Regions from separate parts of the Mus musculus genome. Here regions 2, 3, 4, 5, 6 and 7 are each linked to region 1. Evidence: chromatin loops called from intact Hi-C (ENCODE). Cell type or tissue: left cerebral cortex. All regions are shown on one strand. Region 1 overlaps Cdh10 (cadherin 10). Region 2 has its middle 92 kb from the start of Gm35496. Region 3 has its middle 140 kb from the start of Gm35496. Region 4 has its middle 370 kb from the start of Cdh9. Region 5 has its middle 31 kb from the start of 4921515E04Rik. Region 6 has its middle 91 kb from the start of Gm35496. Region 7 overlaps Cdh10 (cadherin 10).

Region 1 (4,000 bases):
AGGGAAATGTTCTGCTAAATCTATGAAGACCAGCAATGCTCTGAAGTGTTTAGACTTGTCATCTACTGCTGAGTTTCCTGTTGAGAGACAAGGCTGTACTGCATCTTCCAGCCTACTGCTGCATCCTTTCCTGAAGCCTGAAATGTCCTTTAATGTTCATGTATAAAGACAGGCTAGAGATGCTGCTTTCTAAAATACATACATACATACATACATACATACATACATACATACATACATACATACAACTGAGCACTGAAATCACATGATGGTAAAGTGCTTTCCAGTGTTACTAACAAACTCCATCTCTAACCTGCAAACGATTCCCACAGGAAGGCATCTCACCCTCCCACAAGCAGGCATTATTTCTCAGGAACCTACCCCCTGAAATGATGTGGGCTAGGGTTTGACTGTCCTCCCTCATATTCAATGCACTGTTTTCTCTTTTTAAAATTCTGCTTCCCGAACAGTTAAGGCTTTAACAAAATGTACTTTGTAATAGAGAGGTTGATACATCACTCATTCAGCTACAGAGGAACAGCACAAAAGTCTGAAGGAATCTGTGAGAATAAATGACTTTCAAGATTAAAAACAAAATTACACAGAAGCCAGTCTTTCTCTGAGAAGTTGCACTGGTAATAAACAATGAGGCAAAGTTGTATTAAGAAATTACGTTTAAGAGCTGCCTGATTAATACTAACATCTCACTATTGGAACTTCCACAGAATTCTGTGGCTTTCAAGTGACAGACCTGATTCTTCTACTCTGTGTGGGTGAGGGTTAGCTGGACTGAACGGTGTCAGGAAAGGCTTGGCAAAAGCAGTATGTCCCTTCTGCCTCAGGCACCCACCCTTCGAGGAAAGACAACTGATTTGGAAAGGCTCAAGGTCTCAGAGCAAAATGTCAAGTAAAGAGTGAATGGAATCTATCAGAGTCAGAAATGAGGACCAGGGTGACCCCTAAGCAGACATCACCATCATAGAAACAGGAACTGCTTGTTGACAGAAATACAAAATCAAACAAACAAGCAAAAACAACAACAACAAAAAACCCCTGAGCATAATTTATTAATTTTAAAAGCAATAAATTATTAGAAGTACATTCTGTGAACATGACCCAAGTGCTGTCCAGACAAACACAGAGAGATATTTCCGTCCTATATAGTGCAGGTTATTGTCTAGATGAAGTCACTGTCTTGACTGTTGTGTAAATCAATATAGAGTTTCCTATGTCAACTTTCAATTTTGTATTTTTAATAATCTTTCTCTTATTCACTTTTTCACAATAGTCACTCTACGTGGTACTTGAAGCAATATTTGTCAACTTCATCACTGTGAGAACCAATAGGTAATCCTTCTTGTTTTTGAACTTCAGTCCACTTTGTTACAATCAAACGCACATTTGCTCTTTATGAGAAACGACGTTTTTTGACAATATTGTAAATTAATCACAAAGCAGTTAGCAAAATTAAGATAGAAACTGAGAAATAAAATAGTTTAAATAAACCACCTATAATTGCCAATTTAAAAAAAAAAGTATTTCTGTTTCTCTATTTGTACTTCCTACTATTCTGTAGCTACTTGTAATGTGACATCAGCAGGGTGTGATGTGTATGGTACAAATATTGCTCTGGAAGACCGAGGTCTAGACAAGGGAAGCTGAGTTTATACCGTTGATCTGTATCAATTGCCTCCTGTACCTTCTGAAGACTCCTAAGAACACTTAGCATGCTTCACAGCTGCTGAATCAGCATGCTCAGTCCAACGCTGTGCCTGTGCTGCCGCCTAGTGGAGACATGTGGTATAAAATGACATACTCCGGGAGGATGTGGTGTCGGATCTCCTACTGCAAAGTAGGTTAAGAGACACAGGAAACAGCTATGTGACAAGAAATCTGCCAGATCTGTACACTTTGCCGTCTCTATTTGTGTATATGAGAAAGCAGGTAATAATCAAAAACTTCACCTTTTAGTCCGGTCAGGATTCACGTCTTTCACAACCTTTGCACTGTCACGTATTACAGTCCTAGCTAGGGAAACTATTTATTTATTTATTTATTTATTTATTTATTTATTTATTTATATGTTTCTCATATTCCATGAACTCCCTTAATAATGTGCCAGGTTGCCAGAGCTGTATATCTTTCTAGACAGAAAATCTTTTTTTTTTTTTTTTTCACCAAGAATATCTCAGTGTAGATTTTTAAAAAAAATTCTCACAGTAAAGCTCTGCATCCCAAGTGCACACAGCATAGTGCCTCTTAGTGAACAGTGATTTTTTTTTTTTATAAAGATCAAAGCGCCTCACCTGGAGCATTAATCAAGCACCTGGTAATTTAACCATTAATTTCATCTATGCAGAGGTAGATTGGTTCACACAGTTTCCATTTGGTTTTCTCAATTCCCTAACCGCCCCCCCCCCAACCACACACACATACACACTCCCCAACCCCCCAACATCACAATGTATGTCATTCCATTCTTTGGAGTCAGAGAAATGTAATCAGCTCTGAAGTCAATTTGTTAACAGTGAGTATTTGAAACCAAAGAAGTGTCTGGTTTAAGGCAGGCAGACAGTGAGTCAGACTTTAAAAACATAGTCAAAAAAAAAAAAAAAAAAAAAAGTAACAGCAAAAGGAAGCAATCCTTTACCTTTTTACCCTTGGGATGTTTTGCAATTGATGTTCCCCTCGGCCACATACACAGGCTGTGCACATCTGCTCACTTTTTCAATCCATTCACTCCTCTCTGGCCAAATAAACCAGTATTTCCTCTTGCTCTGCACACGGAATACATATGTGCCCCATTTACCAGCCCAGGGAGCAGATTACCCATGCAACTTATCATGTGCCCATCTCTCTAGAACACGGGCTCTCTCTTCCTTTCCCTTCCTCTCTGTAACTAAAAATGAACATGCAGCTCTGTCAATGACATAATGTTTTCATGAAAGTTCCACTAATTAAAAATCCTCACCATACCAGACCTAAAAAATGAGCACCCTCTTGCCAAGTGTTATTCACCACAGTGAAGCTCTTGTAACTACGTTTTAAAAGAAAGGCAGGGGGGGGTGTTGAGAAGGGAGAGAGTCTCCTAACATATGCATTGAAGTATAACAGTTGTCAGCATCACAGGGACAGATTATTTTTAAAATAGATCTTACAAGAGAAAAAAAAATTAGATATATTTTTTTAAAGGAAGCATCTCCAAAGAGTAGCAATGCATGTGCCGCTTTGGATAATAGGAGCTTTTACTGGAATGAAGGACCACAATTGTAGGAAATAGATCGGCTTTCCTTTTTTTTTTTCTTTTTTCTTTTTGAAAGCAAGAGATGATAGGTCAGTTTTAAATGTTTGTCTTTGATTATACCTATAGCCTCTCCCCTGTACATGGGAAAGAGGTACTTGGTTTTTATTGTGGTGGCATGGAAACATTTGCCGACTACTGCTTTGGCCCATACTTACAGTGCTATAATAGTTACTTGTTGAGGACATCCATTTAGACATGCCAACATGCTGCATTAATTTAACACCACATAAAATATGGATTTTATTGCAGCAGAGACAATAAATGCTGCAACTGCTGACTGCATGCATTTAATCCCCCCCCCCTTTTAAATTTTACCCCCTGATACTTCCTACTCATACAAAAGGTGAGCATAGGAATTATATCCATCCTGTTTCTGATGAATGTCAATCGACTGTCTTCCTGTAGATGTGACCACTCACAGCTTCAAGGCATCTGTCCTCTGGCTGTCATTTCTCTCTATACTGAATGCATAACGAACTATGACCAGGGATAAGTGAGGAGTGAACCCGTTCATATGGAATGCAAAGTAATGTTAGCTGAAGCTAGAGTTCACAGCAAACAGTGCTACCTGCTAAGCTGCTATCCGAGACAGAGGTAAACAGGAACGAGCAAGACTAATGACACTCCGTAAACATTTTCAGCAATTGTTCAGAATGAATGAATTCGAAAACTCCACTAGCAAGACCCCACACTGTT
Region 2 (4,000 bases), 270 kb before region 1:
AGAATTGAGGTATGATAATTCCCCACTCTCTAGTCATTATATAAAGGCTGAAAAGGTCATTGGGAATGTCTACACGTTCACAATGATAACACAAATACTTAATTTTTCCTCTTCCAGTATTATTTTTGCTCAATTGATGGCCTTTCTGTGTTAATATTTTTTATTTGGTTTTACTTGTTTTGTTTATTTCATTTATTCATTTATGACTGCTCTGCTTCATGTATACCTGCATGCTGGGAGAGGATGTCAGATCTCTTTATAGATGGCCATGAACTACCATGTGAGTGCAGGGAATTGAACTCAAGGACTTCTGGAAGAGCAGCCAGTGCTCTGAACTACTGAGCTATCTCTCCAGTTCCCCGATCTGTGTTCTTTCTCTTGTCTATCTTCTTCCTTTGGCATTCAAATATTGCAAACATTCAGTGTTCATTGTTATCACTTTTCTCTATATGGGGTATTCGTGGGTAAGGTTCCTACTCCTTTAAATACAGAGAGCAGCTGCCACTCCTGAGGTAGTGGGCTGTGTCCAAACAAGCAGAGGGCAAAGCAGGAAAAGATGAGACAACCTTCCTTTGTTCTTAGCGGGATTCTCTCCTGCCTGAAAACATTCCAGTTACGGCTCTTCCAGGGACAACACTTAGCAAAATAGGTATCTAGTGGTACCAATAAAAACAAGATCAGCATTTTTGAGTATCCGATATATGTCGGGACAAGAAAACTCAAGTAAGTAAAAAATTTCAAACCTCTATTTCAACCTTGGATGAAAATTTTTGAAGAAAGAAGCAGCAGCCACCTACTACTGTGCCGTGTAGATAAAGCACAGCATTATATTTCCAGAACAGCCTACTTAAGAACCACCCCCATACGCACATCCCACACCCATCTCAGCAAGAACAGTTGGTTCTTCAAAGCTCAGAAACGACCTGAGGCTCCCTTCCCCCTGAAAAGACCAGAACCTACCTTCAGATGTTGAGCTAGTTGTACTGATCAAACTAGGTTAACTGGTCATAAAGGATGCTGGATGAAATTACTTTTGTATTGAGCAAACTGGGCTAACTGTTAACATAGAATGCTGGATTAAATTGCCCCCGTATCACTGAAATTGCCTACATTAACATAAAGTTAGTAAGACATAGGGATTTAAAGGAAAACACATATACATTCCCCAATCGAATTCATGTCTTTCTTCATATGTATACCTAACAGACTTACTCTGATAGCCTCATCCCTCCTTTAACCCCATCAACTCCCAACTCCAAACAAGTTGGTTCCTTTCTGTCACCTAATATACAATGGTTCTTTCCAAACATGGCCACAGTTCTGACTCCAGCTGGTTTTGTGAGCCAATGTTGATAACAACAATCACAAAAGAACTTAAGTGAAAAAAAAAAAACCCTTTCAAATTAGACCCTGGTCATAACCAAGGGGTTAGGAGATTGAACGTGTTCAGCTGGGAAAAAAAAAAAGTGTTCAAATTGAAGTCAGAGTCAGGAAAAATAAAGCAAAGGGGTTGCAGTTTCCAAGGAAACATACAAGTAGAAAAGAGAAAACCAGACATCTGTCCCTCCATCACTTACATCAGTGTGGAAAAAGGGCCTCGGGTTCGTAAGGTGGACAGGAAGGTGAAAGGAAGCATGCTACTCCTTACAGCCCAGCCAAGCAGGCTGTCAGTAGGCAATGGGGAGGAAGCTTCACTAAGTTCACTCAACAGGCTGTATGCTTTCGTATGTGCAGGCATGTACATAATTTGGTGATATGCATCACAACTTGGAAAACAGACATGTGACTATCAAATATAAAGTTCTTATTTATAGAAACACCTAACAGTGCCAAAAACATCAGTCACCCTCCTTTATCAACAAATTCTATGCAGTCATTCAAATATTATATTTTTATGAGAGAGCAGGTAAATTCTAAAATATATCACTTTAGAGAACTTTAAAAACTTTCAGTGTTTAGGAACTGGAGAGAAAAAAAAAACGCTGGAATGCTTTTTTAAAGGAATTTTTGGACGGTAATACAAAGACAGTTTCTTGAGGCCAAAGAATATATGATGAAATAAACTGACCAGAATCTAGAGACTAGTAGTCAGGGAACCCTTCATAAGTCATTGGTTCATGTGTTCATATTCTAATATTCTAATTTAGAACCTACGCTCTGTTCGTTCATAATACATCATTCATACTGGACAAAAATTAATGTTTAGTTTCCATGTGCTCATTTTGTCCTTAATTCCCACTTGTAATTCCCTAATAAAACCAAGGCTAGAATGTGAAAGTTTGCTTTTAATTAACTGAAACATCTCCATATTGATTTCTATAGTGGCTGTACTGGTAATGCTAACAGTGAGTATATTTTCCTCTCTTCTACACTTTGGAATGTTTTTTTCTTAATTGACTTTTTTCTTTTTTCTTTTTTTTCTTTTCTTTTCTTTTTTTCTTTTAGTAATGGCTATTTGTTGTTCTATTTGTTTCTTGTTTTGTTTTGGTTTTTTGGGTTTTTTGTTTTTTGTTTTTGTTTTTGTTTTTGCTTTTTTTTTTTTTTTGTTTTTTTGGTTGGTTGGTTGGTTTGGATTGGATTTGTATTTTTTTTAAATATATGTCTTTTTTTAGTACTGGCTATTTGCTGTTCTATTTGTTCTTTTTGCTTTGTTTTGCTTTTTTTTTGCTTTTTGTTTTTTGTTTTTGCTTTTGCTTTTTGGTGTTGTTTTTTTGTTTGTTTGATTGGTTGGTTTGGCTTGGATTTTATTTTCCAAATAAAATAAAATAAAATAAAAATAATCTTCAAAGACATCTTTCTTTAGATTAGGTACATTTTCTTCTATACTTTTGTTAAAAATATTTATTGTGGTTTTGACCTTGGTTTTTTCTCCTTTATCCATACCTATGAATTAAAGGTGTGGTCTTTTCATCTTGACCCAGATTTCCAGTATGATTTGTGCCTGTATATTAAATTATTTGTGTGTTTGTTTATTTATTTGTCTATAGATTTAATACGTTCTTCAACTGAGCAATCACTGTTCTGCCATCTTATCTTCAAGACCTGAAAGTCTCTCCCTCATGTCTTTTTATCTGCTGGTAAAGCTTACCTTTGATTTTGTTATTTTGTTTTCCCGAGCTTTTCATTTTGAGTTTTATTTCAGTTTGGCTTTTATTTGCTAACTGTATTTCTTTATTAAACTTTACTTTCACATACTGAATTGTTTCATTTCTTTCACTCAACTACTTATTTGTTTTTATGTGTGTGTGTGCTTGCTTGTTTGGTTGTTTTTACAGTCTTCCTTTAGGTATTTATTCTTATTTTCTTAAAGATCTTTGGACACACTCATAAATACTATTAGTTATAATTGTTCTCCAGTAAATATTTTTTCTATTCATAATTGCTATTGCTTAGTCTTTGTCTTGTAGTTCGGCTACTTTTATGAATTGCGTTAGAGTTGCTGTCTTCTAAAGCAGACACAATGTCTTTGTTGTTCATATTTGTGATTTTGCACTAGTGTCTATGCATCTGGAGGTCTGGAGTTATGATATTTGTGAAGTTTCAATACATGCCTTTGTTGGATGGGTGTGGTCCCATGTCTGCTTTTCTCCCTCTGGGTAGCCAGACCCATTGCACACAGGACTTAGTTGGAGGGAGGGAAACTAGGCTGAGTTAGGTGGGTGCAGGCAAGATCATGGTCATCAGTGATTGTGTGGGTAAAGAGCACACACCCACCCAGGATACAGCTTCAGAGAACTGGTTCAGTTTATTGGGAGGAGGGACAAACCTTTGAGGGGTGAGTAGATAGTATACATCATTGCACAGGGCCAGGATTCTGGCGATCACTCATTTGAACAAAGATGCATTCCAGGTGCTGCTGGACATGACCTTTAAGGGGAAAGGAAGTTTAACCTGGCTACTAGCTTTGTGATCTCCTCTGGTAAGGCAAGGTTGGGGGGTACAGGACTTTGTGCACCAGGATATACAGGCTCCTGGGCAGGAGGGGAGCTATTCTCAGGGT
Region 3 (4,000 bases), 220 kb before region 1:
TAAATACAACTCTGTCATTAGACTCAGTTGTATCCCTCAATGTGTCTAGTATTGACTTTATATAATCTTTATGTCTTTATGTGATTAGGCAGGTTTTTTTTAAAAACACATCCATAATGTAAATAATGATTATGGGGTATTTGAAAGAAATTCCAAAACAAATAACCAAAGAAAGAAATAGAACTTTTATTTATTATAATAACAAAATAATCTTTTTATATTTTTTCTTTTTACAAGAAAAAATAGATATCATTTCCTCCTTCTTGGCATCTAATCCATGTGTTCCTTCCATCTGTTTCTTTCATACAGGAAAACCAAGTGGCTATCTAATTTTATTTTTATATGACAATCTGACATTTTGAGAAAATTTAAACTCTATAACTGTGAAGTTGATATAAATCCTAATCATTAAACTAATATTTAAATGATGGTTGTAGTGAGAATTTTGGTTTCTTAAAAAAAAAACACAAAAATATTCTAAGAATATGTTTTTGTTTTAATTTCCGGTGTGGGATATCAGGATGCTTCAGATTTCCCTAGGCAGCTATTTATGATTTGCCTCATGCTCTAGCAGGGGCATGATTTTGCCCACACCATATAGTTTGTGTGACATTTAGAATTCTGTGTACTTTGCAGAAGGTATATAAATGTTAAGGCCCCAAGAGCTGGAGGGCAGATTGTTAATAGTTAGTTACTGTTGGTTACTGTTGGTTGTGCTTTTAAAGTAGTAGTGCACAAAGAGGAAGAACAAGTTAGATATCCTGACAGTGAAGACCAAACATGCCCCAAGAAACTCTATACCCCTAAACAGCAAAAAGTAGTTTTTATCTCTTTTCTAGTGTTAGGGTTTTTGAAGGGGTGGAAAGGTATTGAAGTAGGGCAGAAAAAACCAAACCAAACCAAAGCAAAACCACAAAATAGGCAAAGTCTGGTTGCAGATTGTAACTTGGAAGTTGATGCTTTCATCAAATGATAAAGCACACGAATTTGTATTTTAGTGTGAAGGGAAATCAATTCCCCATAAATCTGATTTATATGTTTATTTCTAATACTCTAGTGTTTCATCCATGTCATAGAATCACACATCAGGAAGTTTATCATTTCTCAGAAACACACTAGCATACATTCAACTTACTATTAGAGTGCTCTTATTACTTATGCTTGCATCTGTACACATTTTTTAAGACTATGAAGAATGGATAGCCATAGAATTTGAACAACAGAGATAAACTTAGTTATATATATTGATTTATTTTCTATTAGGATACTTTAGTTTGGATAGTGTTGACAGAGAAAATTTTAAAAAAGGAGTTGAATGCCCAACAACTTGAAAAAAAAAAGCCAAAAACAAACAGTCTATGCTTGGTCCCCAAATGGAACATTATAAACATAAACCACAAAAGCTTGTCAAACACTACTAAAAGAATAAGCAAAAATATTCCTACAGTTAAAGGTTCAAGGAGAATACTGCAAACTACCTTCTGATGTGGCTTGTCTCTTCTGCCCATGAACTTACAGCAACTTGTACAAGACATTGGAAAGAGTCAGCCATTAAAACAGCATGGTTGGGAGAGGCTGAGGATCCTCCATGCCTGACTAAGTAGTTTCTGGCAATTGGTGACTGCTAGGGGAAGAGTTTCTTCAGCAGTGTGTCTCCCAGTCGATTGTCCATGAGTCAGTGGAAGCCTTTGCACTCATGCTTATATGGGCAGCACTAATTGTACTTAATTAGATAATTTTAAAAACTAGAGAATAAATACATAGGAGTGAGTACCCCACTTGGGGATGCATCCCATATACAATCACCCACCAGACACTTATTTGGATGCCAACGAGTGCTTACTGAGAGAAGCCTGATATAGCTGTTTCCAGAAAGGCTCCACCAGTGCCTGACAAATGCAGAAGTGGATCTTCGCAGCCTACCATTGGACTGAGCACAGGGTCCCCAATGAAGGAGTTAGAGAAAGGACCCAATGAAGTGGTTTGCAGCCCCCTAGGAGAAACAACAATATGAACCACCAGTAGCTCCCAGGGACTAAATCACCAACCAAAGAGTACACATGGAGGGACCCATGTTTCAGGTGTTTACCTTAGAAGCTGCTAAAGCATCCACCACTTCCTTCTACCTGAGAGACATTTTAAGATGTTTATATTTTGTGGGGACTGATCTCTTCCTTCATCTCCCTCTATGTTTTGTAATGTAACTTAGCAAGCAAGTATTTAGTGAGTGCCCACTAGATGTCAGACAATCTCTTAAGAATTTCAGAAGAGCAATCTCCTGAATCTTCACATATGTTGAGAAGAAACTGGCAAGGAAGACTTCAGGATAGCAAAGAGATAACATTTTACTACGAACTTAAAAAATTTTGAAGTGGCCAGCTTCTATATACACCCTTTTTAGAGCTATGTTATTGCTTTGACTATAAGTGCTCATTATTTCTTAAAGATTCCACATAATAGATTAGTTTAGTGAGATGACTTTTGTTGTTAGCAATTATACATTGCTGAATCTATAGCTTCTAGTGGCTAGACAATTACTCTTCACCTAAGTCACCTATCAGGCTAGGTACTTGTTTTACAATCACATTTATAAGATATATCACATTATTAACACAAAACAACATATTTTAAACAAGTTTATAAGCAATTACTCCCTCACTCATTCTTAAACTACTGAGTGTCTTCCATATAACCAGTCCTATCTTCTCTTCTGTAGGTAAAATGGTGCATATTCCAAAAAATATTACACTTGGAATTAGAGAATTTGGTATCAGAAATGAGTACTGAAATGTGACCTCTGCATATTCATTTAGTCAGCACAGTCAAAATTTAAGCTTCAGTATAAAAGTTAATATTACTTTGTTGTGCATTCAGATAGTAGTTTCACATACAAATGTCCGTTAAGAGCTCCGGGGTACTGGTTAGTTCAAAATGTTGTTCCACCTATAGGGTTGCAGATCCCTTTAGCTCCTTGGGTACTTCCTCTAGCTCCTCCATTGGGAGCCCTGTGATCAATCCAATAGCTGACTGTGAGCATCCACTTCTGTGTTTGCTAGGCCCCGGCATAGTCTCACAAGAGACAGCTACATCTGGGTCCTTTCGATAAAATCTTGCTAGTGTATGCAATGGTGTCAGCGTTTGGAAGCTGATTATGGGATGGATCCCTGAATATGGTCCATCCTTTAGTCTCAGCTCCAAACTTTGTCTCTGTAACTCCTTCCATGGGTGTTTTGTTCCCAAATCTAAGAAGGGGCATAGTGTCCACACTTCAGTCTTCATTCTTCTTGAGTTTCATGTGTTTAGCAAATTGTATCTTATATCTTGGTTATCCTAGGTTCTGGGCTAATATCCACTTATCAGTGAGTACATATTGTGTGAGTTCCTTTGTGAATTTGTTACCTCACTCAGGATGATACCCTCCAGGTCCATCCATTTGGCTAGGAATTTCATAAATTCATTCTTTTTAATAGCTGAGTAGTACTCCATTGTGTAAATGTACCACATTTTCTGTATCCATTCCTCTGTTGAGGGGCATCTGGGTTCTTTCCAGCTTCTGGCTATTATAAATAAGGCTGCTATGAACATAGTGGAGCATGTGTCCTTCTTACCGGTTGGGACATCGTCTGGATATATGCCCAGGAGAGGTATTGCTGGATCCTCCGGTAGTACTATGTCCAATTTTCTGAGGAACCGCCAGACTGATTTCCAGAGTGGTTGTACAAGCCTGCAATCCCACCAACAATGGAGGACTGTTCCTCTTTCTCCACATCCTCACCAGCATCTGCTGTCACCTGAATTTTTGATCTTAGCCATTCTGACTGGTGTGAGGTGGAATCTCAGGGTTGTTTTGATTTGCATTTCCCTAATGATTAAGGATGTTGAACATTTTTTCAGGTGCTTCTCTGCCATTCGGTATTCCTCAGGTGAGAGTTCTTTGTTCAGTTCTGAGCCCCATTTTTAATGGGGTTATTTGATTTTCTGAAGTCCACCTTCTTGAGTT
Region 4 (4,000 bases), 1.7 Mb after region 1:
TAGCTACATACATATTACATCTAAGTTTCTATGTCACTTTCAGCTCTCCATGGGTATGCTAGTGTGGGTGCAGATTTCATTTCTGCAGAGTTAGTAGGACAAGTGGCTTTTGTAACCTGGTATCCTGTTTGAAATTATAATTATGGATCCATATTCATTGCATTCATTTTAGTTCAGCTAAAAATACAATAGTTATTGTTGCTTTCTTTTCTACAAGCTAAGGATGTGGGAAGTTAAAGTGTGCTTAAAAAAAATCAGACAAAATGATACACAGAATGATAAAGGAAAACCAAAGTGCTTTTGCGATTTTGAAGATGCCATTTCTGTCTTTTATAGAGGTAAGATTAGGATTACCAAATAGCAGACTACAATGTTTCCTTTTTCAAGTAGAAGTAAGTCTGTCACTGTACTTCATCCACAGATGAGTTATTTCCAATGTATTTTCTTGTCCCTGCTAAGAATCCTAGATCAAATGTCCTCTTCTGGGTACTTGAGCATACCACTTTCTGTCAAGCTTCTCTCTGTATGCTGCTGTACAATCCATTTGTGACAATGGAAAAGACCACTGTGATACATTTTATCTCTTCCGTTCCGGGAAATCTTCAATCGTACAGAAAACAAGAACATAAATTCTAACCATAAAGTAAATGAACATACTGAGAACCGAGACGCGTTGGACCACAATACATCTGCTGCAGAGGAGAGTCCGGCCTTGTAGAACACTTTCCCATCCCTGGCCTAATGCTCAGCATTGGTTCATGAGTGCAGCTTTTCTAGGTGTAAATTATTAGTTCTAGTAACCGAATTAGAAAATTTTCTTTTCTTTTTCTTACCCTGCATATTAGTAGAACAAAGATATGTGATTCTTAATATAATGGACCTGTCTTTGATATGCATAACATTGGTCCCATCAATTCCGGTATGAGAAAAACAAAGGAAGAGAGATGGAAGAAAGAAAGAAAGAAAGAAAGAAAGAAAGAAAGAAAGAAAGAAAGAAAGAAAGAAAGGAATATAAACTCTGCTAATGTCTTAACAGATACTTATGCTCTCTGCTTTCCTACATACTTCTGTTTTAAATGTTTATATTTCAAATTTCTTTTCAAAAATAAGAAATTTATTGTTTCTATTTAATAATTATTCAGATAAAGTAAAATCTTACAGTGGACATAATAATAAGAATTGTTGAGTATCAACACCTTTCTAGCATACAAAAAGCCTTTGGTCCAGTTCTCAGTACAATTAAAATAACAAAAAATTTACAAACTGCTATGAAGTATAAAATGTAGATTAAGAATTGGTGAAATATTTCATCTTTTCAAATAAGAAAAATTTAGTGTTATACTTAAATATGTTAACCTTATATAGAAAGTTACCAAAATTTTTAAATTATTTAAATCTATGAATGTTAAGCAGATTTATAAGCAAATTTTAAATTCATATTTTTAAGTTTCCATTTCTTTTTTTCATCTAACTATAATCTTAACTATTAATTTTCATGTTTTAACAAGTTCTTGGCTCTAAAACTAATGCAATGAATTTGTTCATGATTTGGTATGTTATCTTTCATAATACATTTATAAGACTTTTCTTTTCATCCCAGCTATAGAGGAGAAATTTCTAATTTCTATAGTTTCAAAAAATATTTGGTAAAACTGTCAAATGAGCAGGATGTCTTGTCTAATTATAGTGTGATATCTAAGGTGCATCTTTAGCAGAGAAAGGCATAAAACAAACTCATTATAATGAGTAATGTCTAAATACCAATATAGAAAAACCCGAGACAATTCAGTAAAGTGCAGTGAAATCTCCTGACTCTGAGGAGGGAAGGATCACTACTGCCCCCCAGTGCCTGTCGGGAGAGTGCCACCGTCGGAGCCTCTTGGGAACAGAAGGAAACAGAAACAAAGGGATGTGGCTAATTCACAATCAGAATCCATTTATCTAATAATGTCCAAGTATCATCTAGGTTGGGTGACTGCTTACCTCTTGTTTTAATACAAGGCCAACATTCAGAGTCAGTTTAGATTTTAGAAATACAGTGACATCAAATTGGCCACTTAAAATTTACCCGTGTATGTTTGTCTACAATGGTAATTGAGGGAAGTAATACTGAAAGGAAAGATAAAACTATATTCAAGTCACAGTAAACATAGGTAGCTTAATGTTTAACCCTCTGAAAATTATGAATTTACAAGAAACTCATATTTAATAATATAAAACTTCCTAACTCGAATATAAAACAATATGTTAACATTTAAACTTTTCTCTTTTATAAAGTAGAAAATCATGCTTACATTATAAATATTCAGGAAATTATTTTCTCTTTAAAATATTTATTATAAAGATAGATTGTATAGTACTGAGCATGTTGCCTTGTATATCATTGTTTATTCCTCCAAATTCCAATATATGTATAGTATCAATTTTCATTTCAAATGATTTATATTGGAATTTCATAAACAGATATTGTTAGAGAGCAAAAGTCTAAGGATTTTATGACTCCTCTGACTGCTACCAGGAGCTTGGTAACTATCTCAATGGGAGTTTTTCCTCCTTTGGACTGAATTTAATTTAGTTTTAAACATTAGAATTTTAGGAGTTAACTTAAAGCTGCAGCTATGACTAAGATAGAGAGATCAATTTATTGAGACCAACCTGGGTTGCAGTTAAATACTCCTAGTCATGTATGAACTCCTATGTTCAGCACAAAATGAAGGAAAAAAAATGCTTGTTGAAAAGGCACCATCGGTCAGGAAAGGGTGTCATTTAGCTACAAATCTGTGACTTCCCATAAGAAGTGTTAAATGTCAGACAGGGCTTGGTGTTTGACTAAAGCTCCTTGCAATCCCATCTCTGACACAGCATTATGACAACAAAGTAGAACACCTAGCACAATACTGATAAAGATGAGGAAAAGAATGTCCTTCCATGGTTAGAGTCTGAATAAAACAAATAAAATTGAGGAAAATAGTATTCAACTGAAGTAATTGCATGTACATCTCTCCTTGGAAACAAAACTCTAGAAAAATATTCTACAAATCCTGAAGAACTCATGAAGACATTATGAACTGTTATTTACAGCAATGTCTTCATAAAGTTTGAAGATATAATATTTACAATAATAAAACAAAGTCTGAGAAAAATAGTATGAGAAATAAAAGTGTTTTATTTACTTCTCCTAATAACTCTTTTTTCCATTTCATTTTTATTAGATATTTTCTTCATTTACATTTCAAATGATATGCCAAAAGTCCCCTATACCCTCCCTCCCCGACCCTCTCCCCAGCAACCCCCCCCCCACACACACACACACACTCCTGCTTCCTGGCCTTGGCATTCCCTTGTACTGGGGCATATGATCTTCTCAAGACCAAGGGCCTCTCCTCCCATTGATGTCCTACTAGGCCATCCTCTGCTACATATGCAACTAGATACACAATTCTGGGGGGTACTGGTTAGTTCATATTGTTGATCCTCCTATAGAGTTGCAGACCCCTTTACCTCCTTGGGTACTTTCTCTAGCTCCTTCATTGGGCGCCCTGTATTTCATCTAATAGATGACTGTGAGCATCCACTTCTGTATTTGCCAGGCCCTGGAATAGCCTCACAAGAGATATAGCTATGCCCTAATAACTCTTACATATTTAATTAATATGTATTTATTTTCGTACAGAACATACATATTTAGTATGTTTGCATTGAAAATTAAAATTGAACAAAATTCAGTAAAGAAGAAATAAAATTACACTGGCAATTTAAAATAACAGTAGAGCGGAAATTATCATTCATTATTTAGATCACATTGGTCTGATGCTGTGCTTTTTACACAATAGGATTTAATACAAAATTCTTTACATTTAGCTTGACTGCTTATAGTAAAGATATTAATACTGCAATCTATGATATATACATTCAGCTCTCCATGTCTGTGGCTTCCACATCTATTTATTCATTCCAAAAGGTAACTATGGAAAGAATCTAAAGAACTGGAAAAGTATTT
Region 5 (4,000 bases), 420 kb after region 1:
TTTCTGAAGCAAATTCTTTTCAAAATCATCACAGTCAATTAACCAGAATCTTACCCTCACCTAATGTCTCTGCCACCCTCCAAGCCAACCATTCATTGAAACAGTTGATCAATGACTTCATGGATAGACCATCTTAATACACACACCATTTCTTAAATGAATGTAACCTTTTCCCTGTGGGCTGAGAATTAAGTCACTTAAGTGAAATAGCTTTGACCATAACAGGAAATATGCATCCAAATAATTGTGCCTACAATTCATTCCTTGGCACAGCAGGACTGTCAACTCTTAGCTTAGCTACTATGGAGGTAAAATCTTTTGGTAATGTGAGGGACATTGAATTACAGCCTTATTACAATCAACACCAATGTCTAAAAATTGTTCTCTTTTGGGGGTTGTACCACAGTGAGAGCCAAGATTTCCAAGCTCTACTAAAAAACAAACAAACAAACAAACAAACAAGCAAACAGAAAGATTTTATCAATTAATGTTCATTTAATAACATATCCAACGTTTTTATGATTGGTATAAAATATATATTGTGATGAATATAATAAAAAAATTAGTTCAACTAAAAAAACCAAGCAAAGAAAGAAACAAATAAAACCCATAAGGAAACAAACTCTCTCTCCTCTCTCTCTCACTCTCTCTCTCTCTCTCTCTCTCTCTCTCTCTCTCTCTCTCTGTGTGTGTGTGTGTGTGTGTGTGTGTGTGTGTGCATGCATGTGTGTTGTTTGAGGGGTTCCTTTAAATTTTAGAGAGCTCAGAAACTTATTTATTGCAGAGTTAGCCCAACATATAGTATTTATAAAAACATTTTGTTGCTTTTACATCTTTTAAAGAACACCTTAATATTTTAACTTGAAACAGTGAACTTTCAGTTGAGTGTGAGGTTAGAAATTATTCTATAGCTTGAATGTATTTAATAAATATAAAATACATTCAACAAACACCACTGAGAATATCTTTCTTATGCTGCTACATTTTTGGTGATTTCTGATTGGTCTGAGTGAATGTGCCAATCTTTCCTCCAACCAATGGCTACTTCTCTGCATTCTTTCTGGGTCAATGATTACAGGAGTCCCTCTTACTCATCTTTATACCAGTGTTTGCACTTTCTTGTGACTGTAGGATCCTCAGGACAAATCTACAGTCTCATACAGTGTTGTTTTTCAAATATCTCCCCAATTATTAATGTGTTTGCAGAAGAAGCTTTATCTTTTTTTCATTTTCTTGTCTGCACTACCTACTTGTGTGATTGTACAATAATGCCCCAGCTTTATGCAAGGAATAAATGAGTTGTTTTAAAGTTTTCTTATTTATATAACAAAAATCTAGTAGAGATATCCAGGTGCCTCTTATTTAAAATGCAGCATTTTAAAGACCTAACAAATACTCCCATATTTGCTATTATGACTGATTAAGTGTGCTCTACAGTGCATAATGAAATTACTCTCTTTGTATTGAGAGTGATTCTGTTGCAGTATTGAAAAAAATATCAATTAGATACTAATTAGTCCTGCTCTCTGCTTGTGGAAGGTTTGAGGTGAATGGGTGTGGAAGAGAATGGGAGCAATAATTAAGGAAACATTTAGGCAATTCAAACCTTGTGCTCCTTACAGATAAAAATGCAAATCAAGTTTGCAGTAGAACCTCCATACAGACAACCAGGGCAGATGCTAATGAATCTAACATGATTGTCATGAGTAGTTTAGTTTGAAAACCATTGATTTCTTTTCAAAGAGAGCAGTGAAACACAAAGTTGTTTTGCTGCACCCAAGCTGAAACACTAAAGGCTGCTAATGTGCTTTGTAATACATTGCGAGAAAGATGATTAGTAGGAAGCCCAGCAGTTTTGATGAATTGATTTTGTCAGACACGGGGGTCCTGACTTATTTGACAGAAGGTGCTGTGCATAGATCAGTACAGGAAAGTGAGAGATAGCAGTGATTTTGTTATATAATAGTGCAATAATACAGCATTTGCAAGGTTTGAAAGTGCGAGTGAGAAACAATAAAAGTGAAGAATTTCACAGTTAAGGAGGAAACATACCAATGTGCCCTTTAGCACCAAGTCACAACTCAGAATTAAGGGACTCATCATTCAGGGTGAATAGTGTGGCTGCTTGCTTAAAGACATAGACGGCACCAATAGTCAAGTCTTTTATTTTCATTTCTGTTCTCCCTTTTTTACACTTAAGAATTCACCAAGCTTCATTATAATACCAGCACAGCAAACATACTTTAACTTTATTACTTTTAGTTCCACACTAAATAATCTGTGTTGCCAACCAATATCCAATGTTGTGGGATGCAAGCCTCCAGAGCTCCTCTGTGTATAAATCCCTGATACTCCACATCTTCAGATTAGTTTCCTATCTTCTACAATGGCACCCTCTACTGGATTAATCTCTTGTTTATAAATAATCCTGAGAGCATTCATAAGGGAGTCGAAATCTTGCCATTGTAGCTTCCTTTCCCTTCTTTATGTCTAATTTTTGACTAACTCATTATTCTCATAGTCCAACCCAAACCCCATGTCTTATAAGAATAACGTTTTTACTGAATGATTCTAAGTGTCAAACTTGTCCAAGCCCTGATGCATGTTGATATTGTAAAGTCTAAAAATCCCCGAGAAGGTCATAATTCACATTATACCCATTTTTCAGATGAGAAAGTTCAGATATACAGTTTATTATGTAATCTTCTCTACATCCAGGAAACAGCAGGGGATTTAGTTATTTCCAAAAGCTCAGCTATTTAAAAACAACTCTTATTTTTGTCTTTCTTACAATTTATTATCTCTCACAGCATTTAGTTTTCTAAAGCTCTGTTATTTTCATGTGAAGTATGAAAGAAAAATGACTTTCCATTTGAAAATACTAATAAAATATTAGTACATTCTGCTATACTGTAATCATTTCTTGTTAAAAAAAAAAAACTATGATGATTCCGAAATATATCATATTTGATCTGAAATAAAAGCTAACTAAGAACATAATAAAACTGATTAAGAAAAAAATGTAGGTCTATTTCTATAAATATAAGAGATAATATCCAGAAAGATAGTTTTATTGTGTTTCTACAATAGAATTCTTTGTGCCAATGACATCAGGGACACCTGATGAAATTACAACTTTTGAGAAAGTGATTAGTGAGACAAAGAGTGAAATGAAGGAAAACAGCTGCTGAAAGCACCACATGCAGTTAGAATTATTTATTAAACACTGATGTCATGCAAGCTCTCCTAGGAAAGTCTTGTGAAATGCTCAAAGGCCTGTGATGACCAGGGCTTGCTGTGAATTTGTCAAAGAAAAGGAAAGAGACATTTTAGCAATGGAAAAAAAAATAGAGTAGACACAGAAAAAGCCCCATCAATGCCCATTTACAGAAAACAATGGATGAAATGGAAGTGGACAGGAAAAGTGTAAAGGGGCCAGGGACTCAGTGATGTAGTTAAACAGGCCAAATAACTTTTGTGTCTGTGATTGCCTCTCTCATCCTATTACAAATATTTGAACACTTTCCTGGAACTTTGTCATTCAGTAGAACTGTATACAGAGAGGTATTTGTATTGGAATACGTTAAGTCACCCACATCTAAAATACCCATTGTGAAGAATTATGAGACTAGAAAGTTTACCACTTCTTTGTATGAAATCCTTAGCTATAACTGAGCACTGGCTATATAAGCAGAAGGAGAGGTCTTAAGACAGGAAAGGGAAGAAGAAGAAGGTATTCTATTTTATTCCTCTTGTCTCTTTCTTTCCCATGTAATTTACCAAATTGGTGGTGTTATTGGAAAAAGAAACTAGGCCAAGGCAGGGATGCAACTAAATCCCCAAGTTATAAAAATCCCTGTGATAAAAATGTTGAGGGTAATTAGAGGGAGTAAAAAATGTGAATGATGAGACTTCCTACCTCCAAGAAATAATAAAAAAAAAAATAGCAGAGAAAGACTTTTTAGGAAACAGAGAGAAAAGACTTTGGAGAGGGATTAGT
Region 6 (4,000 bases), 460 kb before region 1:
ACTCAATTATTCAACCTTTACAGACTAAAGACTAATAACACCAATTTTATTTTATTTCATTTCTAATAAATTTGACAGTATAGATAAGGTGAACATGTGACATAAATATAATTTTGTTGATTTTCTTTTTAGTGAAAGCTATACAAATTTTCTACATACCCATTAGAAATGCATGCATATGTTGGAAAAAGTAAAGATGACGAGAGTAAAAGAGTGAACAAGGAGAGAGATGGGTAGATATAAATAAACAAAATACACTAGTGTGAAATAAATCGAAGTTGTGGTAAAATCAAGAGCTATGCCAAGGGTTGTGAATGATGGTCCTCTATCCCAACAAATGAAGGAGAAGGAGGAGGAGGAGGAGGAGGAAGAAGGTCAGAGAGAGAGAGAGAGAGAGAGAGAGAGAGAGAGAGAGAGAGAGAGAGAAAAGAATATTATCATGATTGCAAATAATTTCAGTCAACACTACCTTATATTTACACCTGATGTTTTTATGCTTTTTTTTCTTTCTTAAACTTTATTTTATTTTAATCATGTATATGAGTGTGTGTGTCTGTGTGTGGATTCATCCATATAAGGGCAGACATCCATGGAAGCCAGAAGTGTTAGATCACTGTGGATCTGGAGTTAACTGATGTTAGTGGTCCTCATGAATATGAGGCTTCAAAGATTCGAAAACATGCCTTCTCTTGAACAGTATGAGCTCTTAACCCCTGAGACATCTCAAGTCCTATTTTACAACCTCATCTGAAACAAATTTCCTTGAAGAAAGAGAAGGGAAAAATGAATGCCAAAACCTACTTTTGGTATCATGGAATGGTTTGGGGATGTCGATAGTTGCAAGCTGGTTAAAACTAAGCATTAGAAGAAAACATCAAGAAGATTAAGAATCAAGTTTAGGGTCTTGTGTGAACCTACCAGAGTTTGATGATTGGTCAACAATTGTCCTGGACCATTCAGCCCACACAGAGTAGAAGCCGCAGGTTAGATTGGCCTAAAATGTACTGCTTGAGTTCAGTAGCTGAGGAGACTTATGTTATCGAGCATACCAAGTAACCCATAAAGGAGAGGACTGCCAGGACTGAGGACGGGAGAAGAGGAATACAAAGTTAGAGGGCCACATCATGGAGAGAAAGCAGAGGCGAGGTAGAATTTTACGAAGGACACAGGGTAGAAAATCTCCACCTCCTTCAGCATTCTCATGGTACCAAGCTTAATAGACCTTCGATCTTGTTTCTTCATCCACTGTCCTCAAACTTTCTGATTTTCTCATAACAGGAAAAATAAAAGTATCTTAAATGTACTACTTGTATTGACAAGTCATATTCATGAGATCCATATTTCCACTAAGATTATGATGACAGTAAAGGAGACTGACATTTGAATAGCTCGTCACCTCAGAGCTAATGATTAGTGAGAAAAGATGATTAAATTATGGTCTTAACTATGAAAGTCTTAGCCAATTTCTCATTCTCGCATTTGTTTTTGTGGAATTTATTTATTTATTCATTCACTTTGCATTACAGTGGAGCACAGTGGGTGTATTTATAGACGATATATATATATATAATTTGTTTTACTTTTTCCCCAAAATGGTTGTTTTATTTATTATTTCACTTTGAGACTTTTATAAATTTGCAATGGCAATGAAGAACTAAAACAATCTAGGTCAAATATCACATTTATTGTACTGGAAGATGTAACTGAGAATAATATATAAAACTTTAAACCATAAAAATGCTTATGTCTTATTCATGCACAGTTTAGTTAGAAACTATATACACCTTCATGTTTTAGAATTTTAAAGCAGACTGTAAAGTGTTTTACAACAGCGTTCACATGCAACTCTGAATATCATTTGGAACTTTGACCAAAGAAAGCAACGACCAGCAGCAGTTCATGAGCCGCTCTAAGCTCCTGAAATCCAGAAGATGGTGCTGTTTCCATTTCTACTGCAGTTTGCAACTGCACAGAAACAATTTATTTTCAGTTCGGCTATTGATGGCTGTGAATTATTGACCGTACCTTCGCAATAGGAACAGTTAATGCAGCTTTGCTCTTGAGGGTTTCACATTTACAAATAATTTGCATAACATTTCCACACACCGGGTATTAGAAAATGTACTGCATCACAAGCCATCTCACATTAATGGACCCTGATCAGTTGCAGCCAACCCAGTTATCTTTTGCAAGGAGTACTCTTAAATGTGAAAATGCATATTAGATAAAAGACCTATTTAATTTTCTGGTTACTTATACGGCTATTAAAATGCAACATGCAGACCATTAAAGTGGTGATGATCCTTATTTAATGGAATGTGAATTTATTCTTCCAAACGCTGAGCAGTTTTATAGTGACATGTTAATTATGCACTAGCCAGGCACAAAAGATTTCAGCCAGTTAACACAGATAAATGGGGTACGTGGTATCTATAAAGTATCAAGCCTATTCCACTTCATGCAGACTTTATTAATGAATCCTTCATAACATCTTACAACTGTCTAGGATACTGCTGACAAGAGGAACACTTTGAAAAGTTCCTCCATGTACCTTTGCCAAGCATTGTCCTTGTAATGCTCACAGACTGTGCTGTCATTATCATATCCTCCCTCAAAGAAAAGTAAAATAAAAAGGGCAACTAGAAATGTTCAAGTATACCTACCAACAAATCAACACAGAGTAAATAGGTGAAAATAGATCTAAAAATGTTTGTATATTTCTAGCATGGATGACAACTTCGCTTCTTTCATACTGAACTAGTGAGACCCTAAATTAAATTAGCCAATTTTTTTCCTTAAAAATAAGAATACAGGTGCCTTTGTAAAGTCAGCCTTTTAACCTATATAAGAATTTTAATAAATTAGGCTTAAACAGTATGATTAAAATATGACATAGGCACTTTTTTTTTTTTTTGGTAAAAGAAAGCATGGACCAAAATACAGAAAAATCTGAGAAAAGAGAAAGCCACAGAATTATTATTTGTGCTGGAGTCTGTGTGTGCTGTACAGATGGATCACAGATGCCCAAATAAAGGGATGGACAACAATTAATTGCATTGTTCCTTAGTGAGCAGGCACCTATAAACAATAGTACATAACACATGTTGCTTTTTAAGGGGTGAAAATTATCCTCTGGAATTCCAGAATGGAGGTTTCAAAGACAAAACAGGTGATTATCTATCAGTCATTAGTGGGTACTTTTGTATTTGTTGCTCTTGTATCTTTTAAATGTCTTTCCTGAGGCTAGCTAAGGAGAAAAAAAAGCTTAATTAGATACTGTCAGTTGAGACTTGGAACAAACTTTTTTTTCTAGAAACTTTGAAGAATATAAAAAGTTCAGATCTCTGTCAAAACTTAGACTGTAAAAGAAAGGAACATAATAGATAGATGCCTCAGTCTCACTCAACTATGGATAATATAGTGAAGTTAGCAACAAATTCATTAAATAAACCAGGAAAGGACATAGCACGTTTATGAATATGATGTCTTTTAAACTTACATAGCACAGGTTTTTAGTGGGATATATGCTCTTCACAAATGACTGTTCCCCCCAAGCTACACGAACTTAATTCAATAATTAGTTACCTCATTTCATTTTCCTGCATCCCTTTCCCAAAAGTACTTCTAACACTTTATTTGCCTGCAGCCAAAATCTAAGGAGGATCATTGCAGCTGGTTCTTCTGATGATGGCAATTTAGGGGAATAGTCAGTGCTTCTGGAAATATAATTGTGTTTCTTTGTGTTCTTGGATAAGGTCTTTGGTGAACTAATTTGCAGTTGTAATGCAATGCCTTTTCTTTTTTTTTTTTTTTGAAAGAAAGATATTTATTTTTTATTTTTTATTTTTTTTTATAATTGGTACATTTTACTTCCCCAAACCGTAAACATAATCACCACACTGTACCACTTTTCCAGGATCTTTTTCAAATGTGCATATAACTGTTTATGCAAAAATCACAAATCAAATAATTCAAGATAGTATACTTTGAGAGGTATCAG
Region 7 (4,000 bases), 160 kb before region 1:
TCGTCAGCATTTTAATGACTCAAAACACATGACACAAGCCATTAATATAATGGAAAAGGCAAAACCTAGAAAACCATAAAGCTGGAATATGTGTTGCCCATGACACTCAATGAAAACATCCCCTCAACTATGTGAACACCAAAATTAGGTAGAATTTACCGAGAAACTCTTGTAAGCACTGAGAATTTCTTGGTCCCTCTCTGCCTTTCAACTCTGTTTCTTTTAATCTTAAATGTTGGCTGAAGTACCTGATGGGACTGGATGTAGAATCAGGATCTCTTGCCATTACAGTACCAATGATTGTGCCTACTTCAATATCCTCATGAACCTCAAACAGATAGGAGGATCGACTGAAAACAGGAGGCTCGTCCACGTCTTCTATGGAGATTTTCACAATTGTAGTATCTTTGAATGGCCCTAGATAATAAAAACGTGGATCCACATGGGTGTTTTCTGCCTCCACCTTCAGAGTATATAGTCTTCGGTTCTCATAGTCAAGTGGCTGTATGAAGGCAAAAATCATTAGTTAGATTTGGGGCAATGGGATGTCTGCCATTCCCAAGTTACATCAGGACTTAAAGATCCTGAAAGTTGTTCATTATAAAAAAAAAATATTTAAAAATTTGACTCGATAAGTCAAGGTGCCAAATGCTTTAGAACATAGAAAAATAATTAGATTATTGCAGAAATTTGGATGAATATTAAATTTATCTCATAAGGGTAGTAATTTCATCTAAAAATGGGTTGATAAGTTGTAAGCTTCTGTGTATACATGTATTTGATGACATACAGGTTATGACTCAACTTTTTAAGGCAATAATTACTAAATTTTAAAAATATGGAACGTTCAAAAAATATGTCAAAATATTTCCACCAGTGTAATGGATTCATGGAACTATGAAGTCTTATGGGATTTCAAACTCTAATAAAACTACAGCAGTTATAAGGCACATTCAAGATAAACAAAATACTATAAAAGGAGGGAAGAAAGAGTTATATTAGCTTCATGAGAATACAATTTCATGATGTATTATAAAGCAAAGGAATGTTTGTAATTGAGATAATTTAGATATCACAGATATTAAACATAATTTCTTGACCTATAAACATTGCACAAAACATTCCTTGCTTAGTTTTTTCTACATTGTTTTTTCACACAAGGAAATCAAAGATTCTGTGTGGATTATTGCTACCCGCTGGTTAGTTATTGCTACTTCCTATTTATGATAAAAGTGACTCTTTAGCATTGCTAGTCACTTGGAATAATAATTGGTTGTGTGTCCTTTGCCTTCAATATCATCCCAGAATAATTGTATTGGTTACCAATATCTCAGTGGTTACTCTTCTCATGATATTTCTTTTGGATCTAAATAGAAATTTGCCTTATTTTTCTTGTAATGATGGAGCCAATTGAAAAAAAAAAACCTGGCTACCTCTAAATTCTATCACTGAGCATATGTTAGCAGTAGATTTAATTTATATAGCAGAAGGGGAAATGTGAACAATTAAATTATGTTCCAATCCATTCTGTCTCTTTTTATTAGCAACTCTAATTATTGGCTCATGCATCTGGATAGCATGCTATTTTTATGCCCCCGACTGTGATGATATATTGCCATTATTAGTTATTAACTGCTCTTTAAGAAAACATTGTTTTTACCGTGGGGTTTAATAACATGGCTAAAAAATATAATTACACATATATTAACTTGCCTGTTTTCTTTTTCAAATCTCAGGTTTCATGTTACAAATAAGGGCATATATTCAGAATGTCTAACGAGCTCTCATACTAGAGCCTTCTCATTTACGTGTAATGTAAAACCCAACTGATCACGCCCGTGGAGTTTCCTTTCGTAGCTAATGTGGGAGCAAATAGCACACAAGGAAATGTCTACTCCCTTGACAGAGATACTGGTTTTTGGTGAATCTGAACACCTTTTTCACAGTGATGATGCCTTCCTGTGTGTCCTTCTCAGTTATAATGTCAAACATATCCGTGCCATCTCCATCAATAATGCGGTAATCCACTTCAGCATTTTTCCCCGTGTCAGCATCAGTGGCTTTTACACTTCCCACAGCTGTGCCAACTGGAGAGGATTCAAGAACTCTGAGATGGATGGTGTCTGGACAGAACAAAGAAAATGTATAAATGTTAATATGCATATCCATATCTGTGTGTGTATATATATATATTACTGCATTACCATATGTGCACATATATGTACACATACACATATGTATACACATGTATGTATGTGTATGTATACATATATGCATACATAAGAATTTTTAGAGAATATTCAAAGTAAAGTACATGTAAAATGATATTGTATAATTTATGCTCTATGTTAGATGTTGATAAACTAGTACTTTGAGTGCACGTATGAAAACTAGGAGAAAAATGTGGGTCTTTGTGGATACTGTCCTGTATATGACATTCTTAATAGTACCAACTGCTAATAGTATCAGGATTTCTGAATTTGAAAATTAAATTATTTTATTTCACTAGTGTCTGGGTCCCGAAGGGCACCTGCATGTGTTTACATAATCAGAACCAATCACCTGATGCAGAGTGAATATTTGCACTTAATATTTTCCCAGGCTATGTGAAGTTATTTACATCTCCTCCTTTAGCTGGAGATCAAAACAGTTCAGAACGGCACGGAACCAGTCACAATGTATAGGGATCTCATTTGTATTCGTGACAACAAAAATAACGCACGGTCTCTGTTGGAAATAAAAGGATGCCCTTCACAGAGTATATAAACTAGATTCTGAAAAAAAGCCTCGTTCCTTGTGGAGTAAAACATGGGTATATCTAAGTCCTTGGCGTACCTGCAGACATTTCCAACATGAACCTCCCCTACCACTAATGTGATTTATATTTTAACACCTGGTAGTGAACTGTAATTTCTGATGGGTTAATCAGCTGCAAGCACACTTCTGCTGATAGCACCCACGTGGATGGAGCTTAATTCTCTTTAGTATACAAAATGAGGTGCAGACCATCCTGGTATTGCCTTAGTATTTCTTTCTCGGGGTCCTTTACCTTTACTTCTAGTTTTACTTCTGTGAAAGATCTGTAGTAAAGAACGACTTAAATATTTTTTCTGGATAAAAAAATTTCTAGGTCATTTTTTTATATTTCTCTCATATTAACTTGTATATGATAAATTATTTCCCCATTATCCTCCAATATTATCATTGAGGTCACCAAATTTAAAAAAAGAAAAATGTCCTTGAAATGTGGTCTTGCAGGGGCCTTGTAATTCTATAAGAGGGGCCTCAGCACAAGTGACATTTTTTGTGGTCTTTTTTTCAAACTTTATTATTTTTTTTTATTCACATTACATCCCAATTACAACCCGGCCTCCTCTCCTCTCAGTCCCGCCCTTACAAATCCCTCATCCTATTACTGGCATTCCCTTCTCCTCACAGAAGGGAAAGCCCACTAGGTTATCACCCCATCCTGGGTACATTTAAGCACGACTAAGCACCTTCTCTCTGACTGATGTCTAGTCAAGTAGTCCAGGTAGGGGAAGAGGAACCTACGGCAGGCAACAGAGACAGCCTTCCTCCCAGCCTACTTCACGGGAACCCACATAAAGACCAAGCGGTACATTTGCTACAAATGTATGGGGACCTTGGTCTAGCCTGTGCATTGGCTTTGGTTGGTGGTTCAGTCTCTTGAAGCCCCCATGGGCTCAGATTAGCTGACTGTGTAAGTCTTTCTGTGGTATCCTTGACCCCTCTTGCTCAGTTGGCTTGCTCACGTTGGATCTTGGCTTGCTCAGTTCTATCTCCCTGTTTTTCACCCAAACTCCTTGAGCTCCTTCTGATGTTTGTCTATGGGTCTCTGTATCTGTTTCCATTGCCTAATGGTTGAAGCCTCTCAGGAGACAGTTATGCTAGGTTCCTGTCTACAACCATGGCAGAGTGTTATTAATATTGTCAGGGGTTGGCTCTCTTCCCATGAGATGGGTCTTAATTTGGGCCAGTC

What was found. Hi-C counts contacts between places; a loop is a spot of excess contacts. Peaks named below come from ENCODE experiments on the same cell type or tissue, not always from the same donor. Only the 100,000 strongest peaks of a DNase experiment are listed, where the experiment ranks them.
Region 2: a loop joins it to region 1, with 4 times the contacts of the local background. A loop is called at or near these places in 3 of 42 quality-filtered maps.
Region 3: it touches region 1 in a loop (6-fold over the local background); 6 of 42 quality-filtered maps call a loop at or near these places.
Region 4: a loop joins it to region 1, with 4 times the contacts of the local background. A loop is called at or near these places in 5 of 42 quality-filtered maps.
Region 5: it touches region 1 in a loop (5-fold over the local background); 5 of 42 quality-filtered maps call a loop at or near these places.
Region 6: a loop joins it to region 1, with 14 times the contacts of the local background. A loop is called at or near these places in 14 of 42 quality-filtered maps.
Region 7: a loop joins it to region 1, with 2.1 times the contacts of the local background. A loop is called at or near these places in 2 of 42 quality-filtered maps.

What each region holds. Positions count from the first base shown.
Region 1 is chr15:18,819,351-18,823,350 of GRCm38, reverse strand. All of the region lies in intron 1 of Cdh10 (cadherin 10), which reads right to left. Among named protein-coding and RNA genes, the nearest start is that of C030047K22Rik, 2.4 kb to the right of the region's middle. In left cerebral cortex, a CTCF peak has its summit at 1,795 (motif pointing left); DNase peaks (open chromatin) are centred at 2,479, 2,930, 3,514, 3,790 and 3 more places; H3K4me3 peaks cover 4,000 bases; H3K27ac peaks cover 3,232 bases.
Region 2 is chr15:19,091,132-19,095,131 of GRCm38, reverse strand. No RefSeq gene overlaps it. Among named protein-coding and RNA genes, the nearest start is that of Gm35496, 92 kb to the left of the region's middle. In left cerebral cortex, no CTCF peak of the experiment used is centred here; DNase peaks (open chromatin) are centred at 549, 872 and 1,553; H3K27ac peaks cover 1,611 bases.
Region 3 is chr15:19,038,519-19,042,518 of GRCm38, reverse strand. No RefSeq gene overlaps it. Among named protein-coding and RNA genes, the nearest start is that of Gm35496, 140 kb to the left of the region's middle. In left cerebral cortex, a CTCF peak has its summit at 2,221 (motif pointing right); a DNase peak (open chromatin) is centred at 2,243.
Region 4 is chr15:17,096,994-17,100,993 of GRCm38, reverse strand. No RefSeq gene overlaps it. Among named protein-coding and RNA genes, the nearest start is that of Cdh9, 370 kb to the right of the region's middle. In left cerebral cortex, a CTCF peak has its summit at 1,844 (motif pointing left); DNase peaks (open chromatin) are centred at 71, 610 and 1,846.
Region 5 is chr15:18,398,290-18,402,289 of GRCm38, reverse strand. No RefSeq gene overlaps it. Among named protein-coding and RNA genes, the nearest start is that of 4921515E04Rik, 31 kb to the right of the region's middle. In left cerebral cortex, a CTCF peak has its summit at 2,389 (motif pointing left); a DNase peak (open chromatin) is centred at 2,334.
Region 6 is chr15:19,274,578-19,278,577 of GRCm38, reverse strand. No RefSeq gene overlaps it. Among named protein-coding and RNA genes, the nearest start is that of Gm35496, 91 kb to the right of the region's middle. In left cerebral cortex, a CTCF peak has its summit at 1,934 (motif pointing right); a DNase peak (open chromatin) is centred at 2,009; H3K4me3 peaks cover 386 bases; H3K27ac peaks cover 223 bases.
Region 7 is chr15:18,983,189-18,987,188 of GRCm38, reverse strand. Cdh10 (cadherin 10) reads right to left here. Exons shown (of 12, transcript NM_001316758.1): 6 at 1,936-2,123; 7 at 249-502. Among named protein-coding and RNA genes, the nearest start is that of C030047K22Rik, 170 kb to the right of the region's middle. In left cerebral cortex, no CTCF peak of the experiment used is centred here; no DNase peak of the experiment used is centred here.